Regions from separate parts of the Homo sapiens genome. Here region 1 is linked to region 2. A link is a loop called in an ENCODE intact Hi-C map of the cell type or tissue named here. Cell type or tissue: adrenal gland. All regions are shown on one strand. Links, peaks and the distances in the headings refer to the core of each region. The heading gives the core; the rest is flanking DNA.

Evidence for each region. Hi-C counts contacts between places; a loop is a spot of excess contacts. Peaks named below come from ENCODE experiments on the same cell type or tissue, not always from the same donor. Only the 100,000 strongest peaks of a DNase experiment are listed, where the experiment ranks them.
Region 1: it touches region 2 in a loop (2.4-fold over the local background); 30 of 110 quality-filtered maps call a loop at or near these places.

What each region holds. Positions count from the first base shown.
Region 1 is chr3:126,212,081-126,214,974 of GRCh38, forward strand. LOC124909426 (a long non-coding RNA gene) reads left to right here and starts at 952. Exons shown (of 3, transcript XR_007096060.1): 1 at 952-2,894. RefSeq lists an enhancer at 1,427-1,939. In adrenal gland, for the core only: CTCF peaks have their summits at 1,145 and 1,345; DNase peaks (open chromatin) are centred at 1,391 and 1,611; H3K4me3 peaks cover 1,644 bases; H3K27ac peaks cover 1,494 bases.
Region 2 is chr3:126,133,209-126,136,102 of GRCh38, forward strand. ALDH1L1 (aldehyde dehydrogenase 1 family member L1) reads right to left here. Exons shown (of 23, transcript NM_012190.4): 12 at 2,327-2,454. Among named protein-coding and RNA genes, the nearest start is that of ALDH1L1-AS2, 45 kb to the right of the region's middle. RefSeq lists a silencer at 1,045-1,124. In adrenal gland, for the core only: CTCF peaks have their summits at 1,106 (motif pointing right) and 1,307; a DNase peak (open chromatin) is centred at 1,123.

The sequences.
Region 1 (2,894 bases), core at 174-2,673, 79 kb after region 2:
AGAATGAAAAAGCTCTGTGCAGGCCTATGGAAAGGGCTCTGGGACTGAGGAAGGAAGGAGAGGGGGAAGGGAGGAAGGGAGGGAGTGAAGAAGGAAGGAAGGACGGAAGGAAGGAAGGAAGGAAAGGAGGGAAGGAAAGGAGGGAGAAGGGAAGGAAGAAAGAAGGAAGGAGAGAAGAAGGAGGGAGGAAGGAAGAAGAAAGGAAGGGAGGAAGGGAGGGAGGAAGGGAAGGAGGAAGGGAAGATGGAAGGAGGGAAGGAAGGAGGAAGGGTGGAAGGGAAGGAGGAAGGGAAGATGGAAGGAGGGAAGGAAGAAGGAAGTAAAGAAGGAAGGAGGAAGGGAGGAAAGAAGGAGGGAGGGAGGAGGAGAGAGGGAAGGAAGGAACGAAGGAAGGGAGGAAGGAAGGAAGGAAAGAGGGAAGGAAGGGAGGAAGGAATGAGGAAGGGAGGAAAGAAAGAGGGAGAGAAGGAAGAAGGAAGGAAGGAGGGAAGGAGGAGAGGAGGGAGGGAAAGCAAGAAGGCGGGAGGAAGGGAAGGAAGGAGGGAGGCGGGGAGGGGTACACAACAAGGGCAGCCTAGGCTCCGGTTGCTGTGACAAAGAAGCGGAGTGGCCCTGCTGCATTCTTTTGCTGGCATTTGGCATAAGCCTGTGATAGATAAAGAGCAGAAGGTGCCTTTAGGGGGCACCGAAGAACAGGGTCGATAGGGCTGGGGGAAAGCAAGTATTTCAAAGCTAACTTTTCCATCATTTTTGTGTTTGAACCATGTAAATGTATTGCCTGTCCCCCTAAAATGGATTAATTGAGAAGAGAGCGAGACCACGCCGAGCCTCGGGCCATCACAGCCTGAATGGGAAGCAGCGAACCCCGCTGTGACGGCTTCAGGCCCCGGCCTGTGGAGGGTGGGGGAGTCGCCCTTGGGAGGGGCTGGGCCCCACCGCCGGCTCTGCTTCTCACGGCAGGGGCGCCCCCAGGAAGGGACAGGACAGGGAGCTTTGTCCCGCAGCGAACGGGAACGCGGAGGCCCGGCCTCTCGCCTCCCCACCCTCCCCACCCTCCCCGCGCCTTCTCGGGCCTCCGCGTCCGCCCTGCGCCCTCGGAAGGCGCCGCCCGGCGGCCGCGGCCCTTCGCCGCAGCCAGAGTGCTTTGTCCGAGCTCAAAAAAGCCGTCTCCATGGAAGCGGCCCTTCCGCTCGGAGCCCGGCGGCCTGGAGGGAGACCCGGCGGGGATGCGAGGATTCCGCCCCAGCCCCAGAGGACGCGGCGGAGAGCCTGGAGGAGGCGCTTTGAGAGTCGAGGTCTCCCGCCCGCGCGCCTCCCTGGCGCAGACCTCTTTTAACTTTTTGGCGTGGAGTGCGCGTCCTGACGTGCCCCCTGAGCTACAGCTTACTGAGCTTTACTGGCTTCGCCGGACAGCCGTCCCCAGGTGGAGAGACAGCGCGTCGCGCGCTGCCCGGGCCCCGCAGGGCCTGGCGCCTGGGGCCCTTGCGCCGCTTTGGGGCGAGGGGATCACACCGCGGGCTCCCGGAGCTTAGCGTCTTCCACGCGGCGCTGTGTGTCATCCACGCAGTGTGCTCTCGCTGCCGTGTTCAGGTCACTGCGAGGGTGAGCCCCGCTTTATCTACCCCTTCTGCTGTTGATGGGCACTCGTCTGGGGCTAGAAGGGATAAGGTTGCTGTGAGCGTTCTCGTGTGTTTTTGGTGCACGCGCACACACATTTCTCTGGGGTGCAGACCTGTCTAGTAGTGGAACTGCCGTTTCCCAGCACTTTGGAGCAAAGCCCTGTTGCAGTCTGAAGCGGAAAAGGCAGACGGGCCTTCCATGTTCGTGATTCCAGCCAGGCACAGAAGGGAAGGACAGGGACAGCAGCCGCGCGGAGGCGAGGAGGGACACTGGGCGCTGCTGTCCCCTCTCAGGGGCAGCCACTCCTCTTGTGGACGCAGGTGTGGTCACCAGAAGGGAAGGACAGCAGAGGACTCTTCAGGGACCTTCCTGGATCCCCCTGCAATGGGAGTGGCCTACTTGCTTGACTTGAGGGTGAGACTTGGTCAGCCCTTGACTGTAGGGGGCAGGACCATGGGCTTCAGTGGGGCAGCACCCATGACCCACGCCTCTGCTTCCATTCCCTGCTTACTGCCCGGGCCTCTGGGCAGGGGAGTCTAGTCTCCCTTCCCAGGCTTCCAATGCCTCGCCCCCTGCTGTGGTAAGGATTCGCGCTGGTCCCTATTTATTAATCAGGGAACTTGGGGTTCCAGTTTTCTCCCCTTCTCTGCATCTCATCCCCTTGAGAGCCCCCTGGAGCAGAGGATAACGCACGAGGGGACTGGCTGTGTATATTTTGATAACAATATCAAAATACTGTCAAATACTAAACGGAAAAGAAATAGGAAAACATTGAACTTTATTAAAATGAACTTCAAAAGACACCATTAAGAGTAAAAAGATGACTCACAAAAAAGTTGCCTTTTGTTCAGTAAACGACTCAGGACCAGAAAATATGAAGACCCCTACAACAAGAAAAATATAGATAGCTCAGTTAAAAATTGACAAAAGACTTGAAAAGATATTTCACAAAAGGAGAGATCCAGACAGTCAATCCACACACGAAAGGGTACTTAGCATCAGGGAACTGCAAATAGTGACATTCGATTCCATATCACAGCCACTGGATGGCTAAAATAGCAACGCCAAGTGCTGATGAGACTGTGGAACAACCAGCTGGGCTCTCATACCCTGCTGATGGGAGAGTGGATTGGAGCAACCACGTGGAAACATCTAATGGAGGTAAGCAAACGCCTGCCATAGGAACCAGCGTGTATATCCAAGGGAACCGAGTGCTAGGTTCCTGATCATGGTCAAGATCGCCTACAGCAAATTTACTTATTTATTTTAATCCC
Region 2 (2,894 bases), core at 143-2,642:
AACCTCAACCAGCAGTTGTTGCCCATTGATAAAACAGGGCCTTGGGGTGATAAGGTGAAAGCTGCTACTGCCCTTGGCAGCCCTCAGACCCAGAGGCTCCCACTGCATCACTGTGTGTTGTCACCTGGACATGGAAGCCCACACGGCAGCCTTGGGACAGTCTCACTGCTCGTCTCCTGCAACCCTACCCAACCTGCAGCCCACTAAAGCTTGTGGTGTGCCATGCCTCCCCTGCTCACATCCTTCTCCTTCATCAGCCCCAATCCTTTGAATCCCCCACATTTCTAGATAATTCCACCTGTGTGTGACATGGCTGTGTCATCAATCCAGTTCCCAGGACACACTTTCTAAAGTATCCATCACCCGAGTGCACTATTCGGGAAGCTCTGAGAGGCTGCCTTGCAGGACTATTCTATTGTTAATTCAGTTAGGCTGCTGAATTCACACCCTGGCACCCATGCTCCCCAGAGCCCAGTCCCTGGGTGCCAGGGTAGCAGTGCAGGAGAAGTGAAGCTGCTGCCATCTCCCTCTGAAGGTCTGCAGGGCAGATGCAGGGGTGCCCAGCAGGCTCGGCCGGCCCTACTGACCACCAGCAGCCTGGACCACCGTCAGATTCTCAGCCGTGGACCACAGTGGTATCTGGGCAGAGCCAGCAGCTCCCCCACGGTCTTTCCCAGGAGCTCCTCTTTGTGGCCCCACTTGGCAGCTGGATACGGCTGCTCCTACTCCCTGGAGGTTCTATCCTGTCTACCAGGAGTTCAGGGGACTGCCTAGGAACCTTGTCTAACTCTCCCTCTGGATCCTTCTTCCTAGCTTCCACAATTGTGTAATGTCTGATTCCTGCAGTGAATTTCGTGTTCCCTAACACCCACGGTGGTCCCGCCACCCTGACAGGGTGCTCTGCAGCCATTTATCTGGGAGCTCCTGAACTGCCCCCTCCGGGACACCTAGACCCAGCCTCTGCTGTGCTGAGCTGAGGCAGAACCAGTAATGGGCACTCCCAGGTCTTCACGGGGCCTGAGAGTTTGCATAGGACAGGAAGGGGTCCACTTACAGCTGCCCAGGGTGCCCCCCTCACTGTCATTATGGGTGAGTAGAATCTGTTATGATACAAGCCACCAGATGGCAGCAGAGGCCAAGGGAGGGACCCCACGCACGCTGTTGGTTGTGCGGTCCACCAAACGCGCACGCAGGGCCCAGGCCAGAGGTTCTCCCGCCACCTGTCGTGCTTGTTTCACAGCTCTTCCTGACCTCCAGGAACTCTAGGGACCACTTGGCGTGGCCAGTGCCTTTCTAGAATTGAGGGGCTTGCGAAGGGGACTGGAACCTATGAAAGGCTGGGCATGCCCGACCCCCACAGCCCTCCCTGCCCCAACCCTAATCTCCATTCGGTTTTGCAGACCATGCTCTTGCAACCCCTCTCTCTAGTTTCCTGCTGCTGGGCTGCCCCGGCTTTTCTGGCCTCTGGAGTATAACAGAAACAGAAGCCATTCTGACCGCAAGGCCAAGGCAGGGTCTCTCCTGCCAGGTGAGGAGCTTCGTTGGGACCACGCCATAACTTGGCTTCGCACCCCTAGACGTTCCCAGGACCCCAGCGAAAGAGCCAGGCCCCAAGACACCTGTGTTCTCGGCTCATCTGGCCGCACCCTCTCTTCTCCCAGGAACATCACTCCACCTCTGTGAGGGTGACTGCTCCTTCCCGCCAGGCCCTGTGGTTCCAGGGGCACAGCACCTCTCTTCCAGGCCTTCCTCTCACTCTAAGGTCATAAGCTAAAGTCATCATAAGTCCTTGCCTAAGACGTCTGAACTGGAACTAAGGAGAGAAGGCCCCTTTCTCCCTGGCTTAAATTTTTTTTTTTTTTTTAATAGAAAATGTGAAACCTATAGATTCCAGTAGTCAGAGCCTGGCTGAGCAAGCAGAGACCAGGCCAGCCCTTCTCTGGCCCTTGCTGTCTTCTGCGTGCAGGAGCTAAGTCCCCTCCAGCCCAGGCTGGTGAGGGAAGTGCTTTGTCTGCCTGGGAGGCCCAGCCTGCGCCCACTTTGGAAGCATCCCTTGGCTTCCGCACCTCCTCACCTCCACCAGGCACCTCCCCTGAGCCCACTCTGCTGAAATGTCTCCTGTTTCTCATATCCCTTCCTCTGAGAAGCCTTTTCTGAGCCTCAGGCAAGGAGCCCCAGCCTGGCCCATCTGATGGCCTCGGTCCCATAGCCTCCCCAGGACCCAGCTCCTCCTGGCAGGTAAAAGGGCCTCCACAGAAGTCCCCCCCGTGCCACTGCCCAGAAGCTGATGGTGGCAGTGGCTGGCAGGTACATGTTGGGCTCCCACCTGTACATCAGCCGGCCCCGGTCCCGCGCACTGATCTTCCCCCACCGTCCATTCTCAAAGGCATCCTTGGCTGCGGCCACTGCCTTGTCGACGTCGGTGACTTGGGCCAGGGATACCTGGCAGATGACCTATAGTGGAAGCAGAGCCATGACAAGTTCTCCCTAAGCCAGTTGCACACAGATACCCCTGCCTGCTTCCCTGGCCTCCTCCTGGGGCCCCAGTGAGGCGGCCCCTGTCCACATGAGCAGGTGTGGAGGAGAAGCATGGCCAAAGGACAACCCTGGGAGGGTTTACACAGGAAGGGAAGACAGGGCCCTGGGAGAGGGCTGTTTGTGTGTCTACACCCCAAGGTCCCCACCCTGTTCCTGCCCTGAGTGTGCCATCCGTGCAGGCTCCCTCACCTTGGTGCCTGCTGGGTGTGGTGAGGGGAGCCGGTGGGGTGTGGTGAGGGCAGCCCAGGGAGGGCAAAGCCAGTGCCTCCTGTCTGCCGCCACAAGACAGCCATGCCCCTTCTGCCAAGGCCCCATCCTCAGCCCCTCCTGATGCTCCGTCCCAAGGGCACCGCACT